Regions from separate parts of the Homo sapiens genome. Here region 1 is linked to region 2. Evidence: read pairs that join two places in POLR2A ChIA-PET (ENCODE). Cell type or tissue: PC-9. All regions are shown on one strand. Each heading gives the region's core, and the rest is flanking DNA. Links, peaks and the distances in the headings are about the cores only.

Region 1 (9,848 bases), core at 560-8,559, 200 kb before region 2:
ACGCCGCTGCACTCCAGCCTGAGCAACAGAGCAAGACTCCATCTCAAAAACAAAAAGCAAAAACAAAAGAAACCCCAAAGTGATTATTGATATACTTGGATTAATATTTAGCATATTTGTTACTGCTTTCTATTTCTTGTCCATGTGCTTTGTTTTATTTTTGTCTCCCACTTTTTCCGCCTTTTGTGTTTTTAACTGAGCATTTTTTTTGAGATGGAGTCTCACTCTGTTGCCCAGACTGGAGTGCAGTGGCGTGATCTCGGCTCACTGCAACCTCAGCCTCCTGGGTTCAAGTGATTTTCCTGTCTCAGCCTCTTGAATAGCTGGGATTACAGGCACATGCCACCATGCCTGACTAATTTTTGTATTTTTAGTAGAGACGGGGTTTCACCACGTTGGTCAGGCTGGTCTTGAACTTCTGACCTCGTGATCTGCCCACCTTGGCTTCCCAAAGTGCTGGGATTACAGGCGTGAGCCACTGCACCCGGCCTTTAACTGATAATTTCTATTATTCCATTTTCTCTCCTTTCTTAGCTTATCAGTTCTATTTCTTCTTTTTCTTTCTAAAATGAATAGAGATGGGGGTCTCACTATGTTGCCCAGGCTGGTCTCAAACTCCTGAGCTCAAGCGATCCTCCTTTCCAAAGTGCTAGGATTACAGGCATGAGCCACCACACCCAGCCAGTTGTATTTTTTTTAAATGAATTTTTCAATGAATTCTCATTCGTTGCTATTGAGAATGCAAGATGATACAGCCACTTTGGAAGACAATTTGACAGTTTCTTACAAAACTAAACATAGTCTTACCATAAAATCCAGCAATTGTTTCCCTTGGTATTTACCCAAATGAGTTAAATACTTTTGTCCACAAGAAAACCTGCACACAGATATTTATAGCAGCTTTATTCATAATTGCCAAAACTTGGAAGCAACCAAGATGTTCTTCAGTAGGGTAATGGATAAATAAACTGTCATACATCCAGGCAATGCAGTATTATTCAATGCTAAAAAGAAATGAGCTGGGCTGGGCACAGTGGCTCATGCCTGTAATCCCAGGACTTTGGGAGGCTGAGGCGGGCGGACCAGCTGAGGTCAGGAGTTTGAGACCAGCCTGACCAACATAGAGAAACCCTGTCTCTACTAAAAATACAAAATTAGTTGGGCATGATGGCGTATGCCTGTAATCCCAGCTGCTCAGGAGGCTGAGGCAGGAGAATCGCTTAAACCCAGGAGGCAGAGGTTGTGGTGAGCCAAGATCACGCCATTGTACTCCAGCCTGGGCAACAAGAGTGAAACTCCATCTCAAACAAACAAACAAACAAACAAAAAACGATGGCTCACGCCTGTATCATGCCTGTAATCCCAGCACTTTGGGAGGCCAAGGCGGGCGGATCACCTGAGGTCAGGAGTTCGAGACCAGCCTGACCAACATGGAGAAACCCCGTCTCTACTAAAAATGCAAAATTACCCGGGCATGGTGGTTCATGCCTGTAATCCCAGCTACTTGGGAGGCTGAGGCAGGAGAATCACTTGAACCCGGGAGGCAGAGGTTGCGGTGAACAACTGCACTCCAGCCTGCTGGGCGACAGAGCGAGACTCTGCCTCAAAAAAAAAAAAAAAAAAAGAAATGAGCTATCCAGCCGTAACACATGGAGGAACCTTAAACGCACATTACTAAATGAAAGAAGCCAGTCTGAAAAGGCTACATACTGTATGATTCCAACTATATGGCATACTGAAAAGGTAAAACTATATAGACTGTAAAAGGATTGATGATAGCCAGGGGTTAGGGGAGAGGGAGGGATGAACAGGCAGAGCACAGGGGACTCTCAGGGCCATGAAACGACTCTGTATGATGTTACAGTGGTGGATGCATGTCATTATACATTTGTCCAAACCTATAGAATGTACAACACCAAGAGTGAACCCTAATGTAAAACTGTAGACTCTGGGAGATAATGATGTGTCAATGTAGCTTCATCAATTATAACAAATGTACCATCTGGTGGAGTTTGCTGTTAATGGGGGAGGATGTACATGTGTGTTTGCGGGGGAGGGGGTGTATGGGAACTCTCTGTATTTTCCTCTCAATTTTGCTGTGAACCTACAGCTGCCGTAAAAAAAAAAAAAGTCTTAATGGCCAAGAAACACATGAAAAAATGCTCAACATCACTCATCATCTGGGAAATGCAAATTAAAACCACAACGAGAGACCACCTTACCCCAGCCAGAATGGTCATTATTAAGAAGTCAAAAACAATAGGTGCTGGCATGGATGTGGGGAAAAGGGAATGCTAATACACTGCTGGTGGGAATGCAAATTAATACAACCTCTATGGAAATGAGTATGGAGAGTCCTTAAAGAACTAAAAGTAAGGCCAGGCACGGTGGCTCACACCTGTAATCCCAGCACTTTGGGAGGCCTGGGCGGGCAGATCACCTGAAGTCTTGAGTTTCAGACCAGCCTGACCACCATGGAGAAACCCCTTCTCTACTAAAAATACAAAAAATTAGCCGGGTGTGGTGGCGCATGCCTGTAATCCCAGCTACTCGGGAGGCTGAGGTAGGATAATTACCTGAACATGGGAAGCGGAGGTTGCGGTGAGCCGAGATCACACCATGGCACTCCAGCCTGGGCAACAAGAGCGAAACTCCGTCTCAAAAAAAAAAAAAAAAAAGAACTAAAAGTAGATCTACTATTCAATCCAGCAACCCCATTACTGGGTACCTACCCAAAGGAAAAGCAGTCATTATATCAAAAAGATACCTGGGGCTGGGCACGGTGGTTCATGTCTATAATCCCAACACTTTGGGAGGCTGAGGTGGGCACATCATTTGAGGTCAAGAGTTCGAGACCAGCTTGGACAACATGGTGAAACCCATCTCTACTAAATATACAAAACTTAGCCAGCGTGGTGGCATGTGCCTGTAGTCCCAGCTACTCAGGAGGCTGAGGCAGGAGAATTACTTTAACCTGGGAGGAGGAGGTTGCAGTGAGCCAAAATCACACCACTACATTCCAGCCTAGGTGACAGAGCGAGACCCTATCTCCAAAAAATTAAAAAAAAAAAAAAAAAAAGACGCCTGCACAGGTATGTTTATCTCAGCGCAATTCACAATTGCAAAGATATGAAGCCAACCTAAGTGCTCATCGACCAATCAATGGAAAAAGAAAATGTGGTATATATACACCATGGAATACTACTCAGCCATAAAAAAGAATGAAATAATGTCCTTTACAGCAACTTGAATGGAACTGGAGGCCATTATTCTAAGTGAAGTAACTCCGGAATGGAAAATCAAATAACATGTGTTCTTGCTTATGAGTGGGAGCTAAGGTATAAGTGTCCAAAGGCATACGGAATGGTATAATGGCCTTTGGAGACTCAGAAGGTGGAATGGGGAGGAAGGTGAGGGATAAATAAACTATGTATTGGGTACAATGTACACTAATGCGGTGACAGGTGCACTAAAATCCCAGACTCCACCACTATACAGTCTATCCATGTAACCAAGCTATTGAAATACAAATAAATAAATAAATAATCTTTTTCTTTTCTCTTTTTTTTTTTTTTTTGAGATGGAGTTTCACTGTCATTGCCCAGTCTGGAGTGCAGTGGCGTGATCTTGGCTCAACCTTTACCTCCCAGGTTCAAGCGATTCTCCAGCCTCAGCCTCCTGAGTAGCTGGGATTACAGGCGCCTGCCACCATGCCCAGTTAATTTTTTGTATTTTTAGTAGAGATGGGGTTTCACCATGTTGGCCAGGCTGTTCTCAAACACCTGACCTAAGGTGGTCCGCCTGCCTCGGCCTCCAAAAGTGCTGGGATTACAGGCATGAGCCACCACGCCCGGCCTTTTTTTCTTTTCAGAGACAGGGTCTCACTCTGTCACCCAGGCTGGAGTGTAGTGGCATGACTGTGGCTCACTGCAACCCCAAACTCCTGAGGTCAAGTGATCCTCCTGCTTCAACCTCCCAAAGTGCTGGGATTAGATTACAGGTGTAATCCACCATGCCTGACCTTTTTTTTATTTTTTTTATTTTTTTTTAAAGTAACTATAAGCTGGGCACAGTGGATCATGCCTGTAATCCCAACACTCTGGGAGGCCGAGGCAGGTGGGTTGCTTGAGCCCAGGAGTTTGAGACCAGCCTGGGCATGTGATGAAACCCTGTCTTTACAAAAAATGCAAAAATTCACCAGGCACGGTGGCATACACCTGTGGTCCCAGCACTTGGGAGGCTGAAGTGGGAGGATCCCTTGCACCTGGGAGGCAGAGGTTGCAGTGAGCCCAAATTACACTCCAGCCTGGGTGACAGAGCCAGGCCCTGTCTCAAGTAAATAGATAAATAAAGTAACTATAGTTCTTTAAGATCATCAAATAGCTCACTGGAGAATCACATTGTTCCAAATGGCATGTGTGTGTGTACATAATATATAGACATGTATATAATATGCAATACATACAGTTGAATTGGGATCCAGATAAGGCCCAGCACTGTAATTGATTGATATTTATATTTCTCATTTAGTCTATAGGCTCCTGGTTCCTTTCTCATTGATGCATTGCCATTTATTTGTTGAGGAAGCCAGCTGTTCTCCCTGGAGGGTCTCTGGCAGTCTGGATTTGTGCTGATTGCACCTCTGTGGTGGTGTTTCATGTGCTCCTCTGTCTCCTGTATTTTCTGCACTTTGCTGATTGGGTCTAGTTCTTACTCAGATTCAGGTTCCATTAGCTTTGATGTGAATAGCTCAGAGGCAATACTGTGCTTGTCCACTGGGAGGCTTTTCTGTCTGTGATGTTAGTAGCTGGACGCCTTAATTCAGTGCGGTCTCCATCTCTGCCTGCTCCTGGTTTGTTACAGGCAGACCTAGGCTGCTTGCCTGTGAGACGTTTCTGGACCTCTACAGGGTGGGGGTGGTGTGCAGGTTCTCAAAGGCTGTGCTTATTCTCCCCAATGTTATGAGTTCCCAAGACTGATGAACGGGACCACAGGAGGGCTCTGCAGCCAGGACTCTATCACTCAGAAGTCAGAGATGGGGGCTTCTCTCCCAGCGCTCAAGAATGGGTGGTATGTTGACAGGTCAAGGTGAGAGACAGGGCACTCGGGGCAAGGGAAACTCCTCATTGGCTTTGCCTGTGGTCCTCAAGGGGACCCACTGGACTGCCTGGTGTGTATAGAACCTGTTCTCCTGCCCATTAACCCAGTGGCCTGTGCCACTTGGAGTCACGCTGACTGGTGGGTGGTTTATAGTAGTAGAGGGACCTGGCTTTGAGTCCCAGCTCTACCTTTTTTTTTTTTTTTTTTTTTTTGAGACGGAGTTTCACTCTTGTCGCCCAGACTGGAGTGCGATCTCAGCTCACTGCAACCTCAGCCTCTTGGGTTCAAGCAATTCTCCTGCCTCAGCCTCCTGAGTAGCTGGGATTACAGGCATGTGCCACCAAGCCTGGCTAATTTTTGTATTTTTAGTAGAGACGGGGTTTCACCATGTTGGCCAGGCTGGTCTCAAACTTCTGACCTCAGGTGATCCACCTGCCTTGGCCTCCCAAAGTGCTGGGATGACCTCAGGTGATCCACCTGCCTTGGCCTCCGAAAGTGCTGGGATTACAGGAGTGAGCCACCGCGCCCGGCCAGCTCTACCTTTTACTGGTTTTGTGACCTTGGGCAAATGCATAGTTATCTGCAATTTTTCATTCCCTCATCTATAAAATGGGTATGATATTTGCACACATACATCCAGGGCTTATTTCGTGCCAGATCTGGTTTTGAGTACTTTACATATATGACTCATATTGAGTTTTCCCAGTGAGCCTATGAAGTAGCTACTACTATCTTACCCATTTTATAGATGAGGAAACTGAGGCCTAAACACATTACACCTAGGGAATGACTAAACTGAGAAACAAACCCTATCTGACCAGAGCTCACGTTCTGGATGCTACTCTAGGCATTACCCCTCTAAGCCTGTTTCACTCTCTGCAGAATGAGAGTGGTAACAGTACTTACCTCTTCTGGCTGACTTGAGGGACCCATAATACAATGCCTGCCAGGCACTCCATTCAGTACCTGCCACACAGTAGTCACTTGGCACATGTTGGCTACTATTATCCTGTTCCCAGGCCCCAGGCTCATCCTTTGTTTCCATGTTTGGCTAAACGTCATCTGCCTGGGGCACGTCCTTCTTCCTCTGGCTATTTTTAATTCCATTTCCTCGGAATTCTGGATTCTATATGTGAGTATCAGTGGTTATTTTCAGATCATGTGGGAAGGCCAGGGGTTTAGGGAGATGTGGCAGCTTCTCAGATGAGAGTAACTAGGAATACTGTGTTTATTCTGCAGAACACACTGACCCTGTGCCTCTGCTGGGAGAGTGGCTCACTTTCCATCTCCTGGGGACAGAGTCCAGCTTCATCAGAGTGGCTGGGATGGTGTCTACTGGGAAAGGGCATGGGGACAAGGTGTGGTGGGTACCCCGAAGGCTTCCTGAGAAGCACCAGGACAGGGCAGCAGGCAAGGTGGGAGGGTGGGCAACAGACCCTTGGATGCTCTGCTGTTTTATCCTCACATACTCTCAGGTATGGGGAAAACCAGGTGTGGTAGCCTCGAGAAGACGGGCCTGGGCCCTCTTGGCCCTAGGAGAAAGGACTTTTGGCAGAAGCCCCAGATACAGGACTGGAAATCAAGGCAGACACTATTGGTTGCTTTCCTAATACCTATTCCCTTTGTGCTTAAAAAAAAAAAAAAGATTCATGTGGGGAAAAGCAAGAGAGATCAGATTGTTACTGTGTCTGTGTAGAAAGAAGTAGACATGGGAGACTCCATTTTGTTATGTACTAAGAAAAATTCTTCTGCCTTGAGATTCTATGACCTTACCCCCAACCCCGTGCTCTCTGAAACATGTGCTGTGTCAAACTCAGGGTTAAATGGATTAAGGGCGGTGCAAGATGTGCTTTGTTAAACAAATGCTTGAAGGCAGCATGCTCCTTAAGAGTCATCACCACTCCCTAATCTCAAGTACCCAGGGACACAAAAACTGCGGAAGGCCGCAGGGACCTCTGCCTAGGAAAGCCAGGTATTGTCCAAGGTTTCTCCCCATGTGACAGTCTGAAATATGGCCTCGTGGGAAGAGAAAGACCTGACCGTCCCCCAGCCCGACAGCAAGGGTCTGTGCTGAGGAGGATTAGTATAAGAGGAAGGCATGCCTCTTGCAGTTGAGACAAGAGGAAGGCATCTGTCTCCTGCCCGTCCCTGGGCAATGGAATGTCTCGGTATAAAACCCGATTGTATGCTCCATCTACTGAGATAGGGAAAAACCGCCTTAGGGCTGGAGGTGGGACCTGCGGGCAGCAATACTGCTTTGTAAAGCATTGAGATGTTTATGTGTATGCACATCTAAAAGCACAGCACTTAATCCTTTACCTTGTCTATGATGCAAAGACCTTTGTTCACGTGTTTGTCTGCTGACCCTCTCCCCACTATTGTTTTGTGACCCTGACACATCCCCCTCTCGGAGAAACACCCACGAATGATCAATAAATACTAAGGGAACTCAGAGGCTGGCGGGATCCTCCATATGCTGAACGCTGGTTCCCCGGGTCCCCTTATTTCTTTCTCTACACTTTGTCTCTGTGTCTTTTTCTTTCCTAAGTCTCTCGTTCCACCTTACGAGAAACACCCACAGGTGTGGAGGGGCAACCCACCCCTACAGATTCATTTGTGAATCAGTGTTCTAAGCCAATCATGACTGTTTTAACTTCCTAGCCTCTTGTACTAGACATTTGACCCAATTCAGGCCAATCACTCTTAAAGTGGAAGTCTGCTGGGGGGATTTCTGGAAAAGCTTTTGCTGCCCTGATGAAGAGACAGATACAGTTAGCATGGCCCTAGACATTTCTCTCACCTTTGCTTGCCTCGAGCCCCAGTGTGATGATTAGAGCTATGGCAGCCATCTTGTGCCTATGAGGCCGAAGCATCAGAATAAAAAGGTCAGTATAGGGATGGCAAAGTCAAGTTCCCTCATGCTTGCAACTGCCTGCTTCGAGCTTGTGTTCCATGAAAAACAAAAAAAAACAAAAAAACACACACACAACGAAACACCTATTTGTTTACGTCTCTGTTGATCGGATTTTCTGGGGGTTTTTTTTGTTATTTTTTGCAAGTGAATGTATTCGTAATCAACACAAACAAAGGAAGACAGGGCGCGGTGGCTCATGCCTGTAATTCCAGCACTTTGGGAGGTCAGATCACTTGAGCTCGGGAGTTCGAGACCAGCCTGGGCATCATAGCGAGACTCCCATCTCTATAAAAAAAAATAAGAATATTAGCTGTGCATGGTGGTGCATGCCTGTAGTCCCAGATGAGTTGGGAGAAGTGCTTGAGCCTAGGAGGTGGAGGCTATAGAGAGCTGTGACTGCACCACTGTATTCCAAGATGAGTTGGGAGAAGTGCTTGAGCCTAGGAGGTGGAGGCTATAGAGAGCTGTGACTGCACCACTGTATTCCAGCCTGGGCAACAGAGTGAGACCCGGGTCTCAAAAAAAAAAAACAACCATACCAAACACCATAAAGGCAGAATGATCTGGCCAATCAGGGGCATCACATGCTCAGAGATTTCCACAAATAGTTCCTCAAGATTGCTGCCTACCCAGCCCACTACTGGGCCTTTGTGACATCCGCAAATCAGGCCCAGGCCTTCCCCTCAAGGGGCTCACAGTCCATCAAGAAAAAGAACACAAATTTTGTAACTGGTACAAACTATCACACAACTCTCAGGGTGGAAGAAATCCCTTTACTTTTAAGGATCAAATTAAGGCCTACTCAAGGCCCCACTTGCCAAGGTTGGCAAAAACTACAAGAGTCTAATGGAGAATGGGGTGGGCGAGGAGGGTGGAATAATTAAGGATCAGCCCTGGATCTTAGGAGTTAAACAGCCCTGAAAAACTGAAGGGGAATTTTGTCTTTCACCTTGGACGTTCCTGCTGACCCACCAGTATTAGTTAAATAAAATTAGTTGCTGTAACAAGTAAAGCTCGAAGGCCCACGGCTCTACACGATGAAGATCTATTTCACATCTGTTTCATGTCACAGTCCAACCAGACGGGATGGCAGGCCGGGGAGGCTGCATAGTCACTCAAGCACCCAGGCTCCTTCCGTCTGTGGCTCTGCTGCCCTGTAGGCCTTCAGCGTCCTCTGGCTCAGCTAGGATACTACTGGGAAGGAGAGAGCCTGGGTGGTGCGAGAATTCCATGGCCAGGCCTGGAGTGGTGACATTACTTCCTATCACACTCCATTGGCTGGAACCTGTCATGTGGCCACACCTACCTGCAAGGGGCCCTGGGAAATGGAGTCTCCACATGTGCCCAGGAAGAAGCCAAAACATGGATATCCTGGGCACCACTTGGCCCTTCAGAGGTGGAAGGCAGCGAGGTGCCCACTTACCCTCCTGGGAGGCACCACCATCTCCCAGCTTGGATTCAAGGGAGGGCAGGTCTCCTCCCCTTGAGGAGCCCACAGGCCCCATGATCCATCCAGGGATTCAGCCAGACCGAGGGCTCCCTTCTTCATCTCTGCAAGCACCTGCCTACAGCTCCTCCTCACAGCCCAGCTGGCCAATGTCCTCCATGCACCTGCACCTTCCCGGCATAAAAACCTGAGCATGGGCCATCTCCAGAGCCCACCTAGGCCCGGGAATGCCCTCTAATGCCGAAACACACACACACAACTATATTTCCACCTATAATTTGGACAGTTTCTCAGCCTTGGCACTGTTCTATTTTGGGTTGGATAATTGTTGGTTGTGAGGGCTGTCCTGCACATTGTAGAATTTTTTTTTTTTTTTTTTTTTTTTTT
Region 2 (9,003 bases), core at 1,004-9,003:
GAACTCTGAATTGGCCTTGACAGTGGAAGCCACTGGCTGAGAATGGCACAGGAGAGAGAAGAACCTAAGTCCCTGTAGACTCTAAGAAGCCACAAAACCAGCCCTGAACTACCTACCTCCTGACTTCTCCATAAGTAAAAATGCACTTCTTTCTTACTTAAGCCACTGTAATGGTGAAGTTACTGTTATAGGTAGCTAACCTAATCCTGAAACACTGCTTCTCTTGAAAACTCAAAATATCTAGTGATCTGAGCATATGCTCTTTTCTTCTTTATAACAGCTTTATTGACATATAATTCACAGTCCATACAATTCACTGATTTAAAGTGTACCATTGGCCAGGTGCAGTGGCTCAAACCTGTAATCCCAGCACTTTGGGAGGCTGAGGCACAAGGAACACTTGAGTTCAGGAGTTCAAGACCAGCCTGTGCAACATAAGGAGACTCCATCTCTACAAATAACTTAAAAATTAGCTGAGTATAGTGGTGCATGCCCGTGATCCCAGCTGCTTGGGAGGCTGAAGTGGAAGGATCACCTGAGCTAAGAGTTTGAGGCTGCAGTGGGCCATGATCATGCTACTGCACTCCAGCCTGGGTGATAAAGGGGAGACCCTGCCTCAAAAAAATAATAATGATAAATGAAACAAAAATAAGGTGTACCATTCAATGGTTTCTAGTATATTCACTCCTATCCCCACTATATATAGCACCGCTGTCTACTTTCAGAATATTTTCATCAACTCCAGAAAGAAACACTATACCCATGAACTGTCACTCACCAATCCCCCCTAACCACACTCTCACCAGCCCCTGGCAAACACTAATCTACTTTCTGTCTCTATGAATTTGTTTATTCTGGACATTTCATATAAATGGAATCATGCAACGTGTGGTCTTTTGTGCCTGGCTTCTTTCACTTAGCTTCATATTTTCAAGTTTCATCCATGTTGTGTCATGTTTCATGATCCAAGAAGTCTTAAGACTGGGAACAACCCCTACCACAGAGTGCTTTAATGCTGTCTCATTTTGATCCACAGAAGAAAACAGTGAAATGGAGAAAGTACGCACTGTCTTCTCTACTTTACAAAGGAGAAACAGGCTATGCTCAATCGAGTAATTTGCCTAAAGTATCCAGTGCACCCTCCATTCAACAGCCTCCCACCATTCTGCCTCTGAAATGTCTGCTGCACAAAATAATTGGAGATTCACATTTTGTCAAAATCCTCAAGGTCTAGAAAGTTCTAGATCAACAATAAAGTGGTAGATGAGGAGACTTAATCCTTTCCTATGGCCTGTCCCCTCCACAGTCTGCAGGACCTGGAGACAGAAGAGCGGAGGGAGAAGCAGAGCCCGACACACAGACCCCGTGGGGACGCCTGGGTTCTGGTTCACACTGGGCTGTTTGGGAGCTGAGCCAAAAATCCGAGCCAAAATCTCTGTTTTGTTTTGTAGTGCATGGTGGGGAAATGAAAATTTTGGTTCCATCTGAGGTTTGCAAATCAGCATGCATTGTTTTGGGGCATTCAGTTTCATTGAAACCTCGGGAACACAGCAGCTGCCAACCCCACAGCCCCAGGGAGAGCTGTGTCTCGAGGTGGAATCATCTTTTTTGGCAGAGGTGAAGCCTTCTCTGAGTTTTTATAATTTCTGGTTTTTCGCAGGCAGATAAACACCACACACTGAGTCAGAGCCAGGGAACGGTCGCCCGTTTCTAAGGCTGTGGGTGAGCTTGGGAGGGTGGAGATGAGCAGGGACGAAAAGCTGAGGCGCTCCCGCTACTGGGGTGTTCCCAGGACAAGCTGATGGATGGGCATGCTCATCCTTCTCTACGACAGGCACAGAAAATGTGAGCAGAGTGCCCACCGGCTTTCCTTTGGAGGTGGCAGGGGTGAAACGCCCTGCCCGGATTTCTCTGGCAAGTCACTGTGGGGATGAGGGTGGGGGCAATGTTTTGGGTTATTGGTTCACATTGACATTGTAATCCATAATTGTGCCCGTCCTGTTGTCACGAGCATGGGGTAAACCCAAAGTAGGAGGGAGGGAAACAGAAACCATTTTGAGCCTGTTCTTTGAGGAGTCACCTGATCAGCCTGGCTGGGGTAGGAAGGAGAGAGAGGAAACACACTTAGGACTCAGTCCTCAGGGATCTCGCAGTGCTGGTCCTCGGGGACCGTGAGGAGGAGTTGCCCCTTACAGGGGAATCAAAGGAGGCTTCCTGGAGGAGGTACCATCAGGACCAGGTGTGGAAGCGTGGGCGGAAAGTTTCCTTGGGGCATTTCCAGACAGAAGGAAGAGCTTAAACAAAGAAGAGTGGCTGACTTCTATGTGAGAAAGGACAGTGGGAGAGGAATCGGGAAGAAATAACTTTGCAGGAAACCTGAGTGGTGAGTGGTGAATATACATATTAATCAGGAAAATGCAAATGAAGACCAGGGTGAGCTATCTTCTTACACCCAGTAAATTGGCAAAAGGTAAGAAATCTGACATTATCGTGGTTTGGCGAAAACTCCAAACAGCTCACCCACAGTTGGTGGATGTGTCAATTGTTATAAGCACTTTGGGGAACAATGGAGCATTGTCTTGCCAAGTTGAATGTTGCATTCAATTTCATTCCCAGGTGTACACATGCTTTGGGCAATGCATACGAGAATGTTCTTAGCAATTCTCAGCAGCACTTTCCGTAGCTGGAAAGACCGGAAATCACCCAAATGTTTACCAGCAGGTGAGGGGGTACATAAAGCCAGACTTAGTCACACAGTGGAGTGCTATACAGCAGTGAAAAATGAACCAAGTACCGCTCTCCCCAGACAGTTGCTGGGTTGACTTCCACTGGCACAGATTGTGTTGTGGATCCAACCCTAAATCAGTCATGGCCAGAGGGATAGAATGTTCTAATTGCTTGAGCCAGGCAGGGCTCTCTCTTGAGGCTCCACTGAAACCCAAAAGGCTGGGCTGGGGTAAGGGAGGAGTGGATCCCCAAAGAAAATGGGGGTACAGTAGAGGACAATGTTGGTGTCCTTCCCAGACTTCCTCACATCGCTTTTTAACATGTCCTTGTGCCCAGCTACTATGCACTTTAGTGCCTCACTCCTGAGCCCCTGGTCACCTCAGAGAAGACCCTCCCACAGAGCCTAGGTTCCTGTTCTGCACTCCCTGGGGCCTCCTGTGCCAGCCTGAGCTGTGAGGAAGCAGGACCGCTCTGCTTCCTTGCCTCCACGCAGGACAGGCGAGGTGGAATTCATACCTGAGAGCTGGCCCAGGTTCAGGCTTGAGCTAGGACTTTCCCTAAAATCTCATCCAGAGCTTCTTCCCCCTCCTGGTTCTGCTTCCTTCATTCTCTAACGAGATTTCTCCTCCAGGAGAATTTGAACCTTTGACTCGGCGTCTGTCTGTGGGGGAATCCAACCCCGGACAGGTACTATTTTATTAAAAGAGAAATGAATGGAGACTGAGCCACCAACACGACAGATGGCAAGAGGAACAGTGGGGAGAACTGGAGTTTACAAACTTGGATAAACCTCCACACCTCTCTGGACCTCAGCTTCCTCATTCAAAAACAAAAGATGTGATGAGGCAGTTCACAGAAGAGAAGACTATGAATGGCCAGGAAACACTGGGACACGCAGACAGCATCATGAATCATTGAAGGAAGGAATGTAAAACAGGCCAGGCACGGTGGCTTATGCCTGTAATCCCAGCAGTTTGAGAGGCTAAGGCAGGCAGATCGCTTAAGTCCAGGAGTTTGAGGCCAGCCTAGGCAACATGGTAAAACCCTGTCTCTACAAAAAAAAATACAAAAATTAGCTAGGCAGAAGTTGTGTGCATGTGGTCACAGCAACTGAGGAGGCTGAGGTGGGAGGATCACCTGAGCCCAGGAGGTTGAGGCTGCAGTGAGCCAAGCTGTGGTTGAGCCACTGTACTCCAGCCTGGGTGACAGAGTGAAACCCTGTCTCAGGAAAAAAAAAAAGAAGAAAGAAAAGAAAAAAAGCACAACATTTTTCATCTGTCACAGGGCAGGGAACAGAGAGAATGTCATCCCCAACATTGACTGGGTGTGGAGAGAGGCCCCTCTCCTCCTTTATGGATGGGAGTATAAATTGGTACAATCTATTTGGAGGGCAGTTTGCCAGTACCTATAAAAATGTTAAATGGGAAAGCCTTTTGACTCAGCAATTCCACTTCTATGAATTTAACCTGCAGCAAACCTCAAGAATTCAAAGAAGTAGGTACAAATATGTTAATTACAACACTGTTTGTGATAGCAACAACTTGGAAACAACCTAAATATGTTTGAGTTGGGGACTGGTTAAAAATGACAGAAGGTCCCTGGGATGGAATGCTACACAGCCATGAAGAGGAATGTGGTCAGGCTCTGGAACAGGTGAAGAAACTAGCCTATGATATATTACTAAGTGAAAAAAAGCAAATTACAAAGCAGAATGGAGAGTGAAATATCCTTTTGCAAGAAGTGTTTCTGAGCATACATATTACAAATTTGCAAATGTCTAGAAGAACAGTCTGGAAGAACATATACCAAACTGTTTTACCTGTAGTTACTCTTGGGAGTATGGCTGGAATTTTTTTTTCTTTTTTTTCTTTTTTTTCTTTTTTTTACTTGGAGATGGAGTCTCACTCTGCCACCCAGGCTGGAGTGCCGTGGCATGATCTTGGCTCACTGCAAGCTCTGCTTCCCAGGTTCAAGCGATTCTCCTGCCTCAGCCTCCCAAGTGCCTGACACTAAAGGCATGTGCCACCACTCCTGGCTAATTTTTTTTTTTTGTATTTTTAGTAGACATGGGGTTTCACCATGTTGCCCAGGCTGGTCTCAAAATCCTGACCTCAAGGTGATCCACCCGCCTCGGCTTCCCAAAGTGTTGGGATTACAGGCGTGAGCCACCATGCCCGGCTGAAATTTTCTAAAATGGTTTTTGGATTCTCTTGTGTTTGAGTGTTCTTAAGAACAGGTATCACTTCTTTCTCTTTTTTTATTTAAAATTTGTAAATAGGAGTGATTTAGTGCCTACTTATCAGGACTTGGTAAGCATCTGCTACAGGTTACGCTATCCAGCCCTCACCAAAGCCCTGTTGAAGCAGTCATTGCTACAAACCCGTTTTACAAATGAGGAAGCTGAGATCTGGAGAGCTAAATAAGTTGGAAGTTGCAGAGCCAAGATCCAGCGCAGGCAGCCTGATGCCAGGTCTGGACTCTTACCCGGATGCCACCTTACCTCACAAGAGTAAAATGAGGGGTTACCCAACTTTGTTTTTTAGCACCAGAATCCCTTTCTCCAAATAAAATCCCGAACAGAAGCCCCGTTTGTGAAAAGGAGTTTCTCTGGTAGAAGGGAAGCTGAGGAGTGGTTACTCTCCCTTCACAGTGCTCCCCCTGCGCCCACCCAAGGACCCAGGGGGTTCCTAGGGCCCTGGTTTGAGAACCACTCAGCTGGATGTCCTTGAAGGCCCCTCCTGTATTTCTGACATGCCAGGTTTCTAAGCACTTCCATTCAAAGGGGCTGAAAGGGGAGAAAATGAAAATGTGTCACGGGGCTGCTCAGACCCAAGTGAAGAATCGTCATGCTGAATAAAGCCGTGTTAAGTTGCTGCTGACTTAACCTCAGCAAGCAGCTGGATCCATTGCCCCTGAGAGAAAGCTGTGAATGCTCTTTTGACCAAAAATGTAGACCCTCAACATCACAAGCCTGGAATAGCTCTCACTGCATGCACATGCGTGCGCATGCACACACACACACACACACACACACACACACGCACACTTTATTTTGTTTGTCTCTCCCTATTAGAACTGGCAGCAATTTCTGCCTGTTTTGTTCATGGCTGTGCCTCCAACTAGAATAGCTGTGACACATAGTAGATGCTTCAGTACCTGTCGAATGAATGAATGGTGAATGAATGAGTGAACAAACTAAAACAAGTTTGACTAATGTCCTTCAGGCACAAGAAATGGTCCTTAGCCACACTGGCATGGAGACCAGAGAGGAAGGGAGGAGTGAAGAGAGCTCTGAAGTCGTTTCAATCTCCGTGTGGCCGGGAGCTCTTGCCAGCAGGCTCACCTCTAAGCCGACACCACCACTGTCTGGCAACCTCCATCCATGAGCTGCAGCCCCGGCCACCTCTCAGTTCCTGCCTACCACAGTGGTGTGCACCTATGAGTGATGTTGCTACATGGTTTTCAGCCATGCTTTCCTGGAGGTGACATCTCAGGCTAGGAGGGCAGCAGCCTGTCCCCAAGGTTTGAGGGGAAGCCCAGCGGTCAGCTCAGGGGGCCTCAGAAGCAGCCCTTGGAGATAGCCACAGACCCATGAGGTGGGTGACAGGTGCCGTTGAACTGGGACCAGCCAGGCAAGCAGCCGGAGCCATGATAGGTCAGGAGGAAGAGCAGGCATGACCAGGGCTGGCGGGAGGGGAGGAGGCTGCATGGAGGAGGTAGGTCTACACATTGGAGGAGGAAGCAAAGAGGAAGTGGCCACCGGGAGGGAGGAAGAGTACCCTGGAGGAAGAAGGAGGAGTTGGCCGGCCTGTAATCCCAGCACTTTGGGAGGCCAAGGCAGGCGGATCACGAGGTCAAGAGATCGAGACCATCCTGGCCAACATGGTGAAACCCCGTCTCTACTAAAAAATACAAAAAATTAGCTGGGTTGGTGGCGCACGCCTGTGGTCCCAGCTACTCGGGAGGCTGAAGCAGGAGAATCACTTGAATCCGGGAGGTGGAGGTTGCAGTGAGCCGAGATCATGCCACTGCACTCCAGCCTGGCAACAGAGCAAGACTGCATCTCAAAAAAAAAAGAAGGAGGAGTCAGGGCAAGAGTGCCTGCACCTTCCTGAGAAGCATCGGAGCCCAGGGCTGGGGCAGGGAAGGTACCAGATGTGGCTGGAGCATCAAGTAGGGCCAGAAAGTCAGGACGAGCTCAAAAAAGAGGGGACTGTGGAGAAGATGTGGGAGCCAGCTGGAAGTAACTCCCAGGAGTCAAAACTGGAACAGTCCAGCAACACATCCAGGTACATTATACTATTGGGTTTTAGCTCATCAAATAAAATAAATATCCATTAATCCATACTGATATAAATAACTGATTGCATAAGTAAATGGGGAAGAAGGGACCATTTTTCCTTCGAGAGGAGTTCCCTTTAATGAAAGTGGAAGGAACCAGGGAAACAGCAAATCACCATCTGAACACCACAGGAACAACTGCTGCAGGCAAGACCCACCGATGGATGCTCGGACTCGTAGGAGAAAGTTTAAGGAGAAACAAGAGTTGCACAGATGCAAAGCATTTCCCCCAATACCTATCAATTACAAAGGGGAAAATAATAACTTTATAATGGAGAAAGCTGGCAAACACCACTGTAACCAATAGGTCAAGGTCAGTGTTACCAGTAATAAGCCACACTGACATCATGTACTTCCTGATATGATGCACTGAGAATGACACATCATCACTCCTGGGGTAGTTTTTCCAATAATGCATAACCTCAATCTAATTATGAGAAAATATCAGACCCAAATTGAGCAACATATTGCACAATACCTGACCAGGACTGTTCACAGATATCAAGGTCATGAAAGACAAAGAAAGGCCGAGGAACTGACGACTAAAGGCAATGTGAGACCTGGAAATGAGAAAGAACATTGATCAGGGATCAGCAAACTACAGTCTATGGGCCAACTCTGGCCCTCTGCCAGCTCTTGTAAATAAAGTTTTATTGGAATTCAGCCATGCTCATTTGTCTTTCTGTCTTTCTTTCTTTCTTTCTTTTTCTTTCTTTCTTTCTCTTTCATCTTTCTCTTTTTTCTCTTTCCTTTCTTCCTTTTTTCTTTCCTTTCCTTCCTTTCTTTCTTTCTTTCTGACAGAGCCTCACTCTGTCACCTAGGCTGGAGTGCACTGGTGCAATCACAGCTCACTGTAGCCTTGACCTCCCTGGCTCAAGTGATCCTCCTGCCTCAGCGTCACAAGTAAGTAGGACCACAGGTGCACGCCACCACACCCAACTGATTTTTTAAAATTTTGTTTTTGGTAGAGACAAGGTCTCACTATGTTATCCAGGCTGGTATTTACGTATTTTCAGTGGTTGCTTTTGTGTAGCCATATGGCTTGCAAAGCTGGTCCTTTACAGAAAGAGTTTTCTGACTCTTGTATTAGTGAAAAACTGGTGGCAACATAATAAAGTCTATAGTTTATTGAATAGTATTTTAACAATGTTAATTATTAGTTTTGAGGATAGTACCATGGTTCTGTAAGATGTAAACACTAAGTAAAGTGAGTGAAAGGTACATGGAAACTCTCTGTACTATCTTTGCAACTCTTTGGTAAATCCGAAATTATTTCAAAACAAAAATCTTTCTTCAATGAAACAAAAAAATGCCCAGGATGTTTGGGCAGGAGGGATGTGTGAGCAGAAGAGGCCAGGCTCAAAGTGGGCCAAGGTAGTCTGCTGGTGCTGGAAGAGGGGGTCATCTGACTCCGGATGCTTGGATTATAAGAAACAGAAATCCACTCCAGACAACTCAGGGGCACAAGGGGGAAGTTCTTGGAAGCTGAGGGTACAGGCGTAGTCGTACCTCACTGGAGCCTGGACCCACAAACCTGAAACCAGGACAACAGTTGCTTTGTGTAAATGCGTGTTTCTCCCGGTGTATCTCTTTGCGTTTCTTTGTATCTGCCTCTGTGTCTCCCTGTTTCTCTGTGTGTCTCTTTCCTCTCTCTCCTGCCTCTTCTGGTCTTTGTGTCTGTCCCTGTCTTTGTGTCTCCCTGGTCTCTCCTCATCTCTCTCTGTAACTGCCATTTCTCTGGTCTCTTTCTATCTCTGTGTCTCTCTCTAATCTCTGGTGGGCCCCTGTCTCTCTCCTTGTCTTTCCCAGTCTGTCTTCCACCATATTTCACTGTGTGTCTGTCTCTCCCTGGCCCTCTCTATTCCTTTCCCTATCTCCCCATATGTCTTACATCTCTTCTCCTCCCTGTTTAGTCCCTCCCAGTCTGTTTCTTCC

The links. ChIA-PET counts read pairs that join two places held together with the same protein. Peaks named below come from ENCODE experiments on the same cell type or tissue, not always from the same donor. Only the 100,000 strongest peaks of a DNase experiment are listed, where the experiment ranks them.
Region 1: POLR2A ChIA-PET joins it to region 2 with 6 read pairs; 3 of 35 experiments call an interaction of 5 or more read pairs at or near these places.

The regions. Positions count from the first base shown.
Region 1 is chr17:17,608,787-17,618,634 of GRCh38, reverse strand. No RefSeq gene overlaps it. Among named protein-coding and RNA genes, the nearest start is that of PEMT, 22 kb to the right of the region's middle. RefSeq lists silencers at 4,646-4,940, 5,557-5,713 and an enhancer at 5,018-5,634. In PC-9, for the core only: CTCF peaks have their summits at 4,630 and 4,829; a DNase peak (open chromatin) is centred at 4,754.
Region 2 is chr17:17,407,147-17,416,149 of GRCh38, reverse strand. No RefSeq gene overlaps it. Among named protein-coding and RNA genes, the nearest start is that of MED9, 65 kb to the left of the region's middle. RefSeq lists a silencer at 3,461-3,755. In PC-9, for the core only: no CTCF peak of the experiment used is centred there; DNase peaks (open chromatin) are centred at 3,629, 4,239 and 7,509.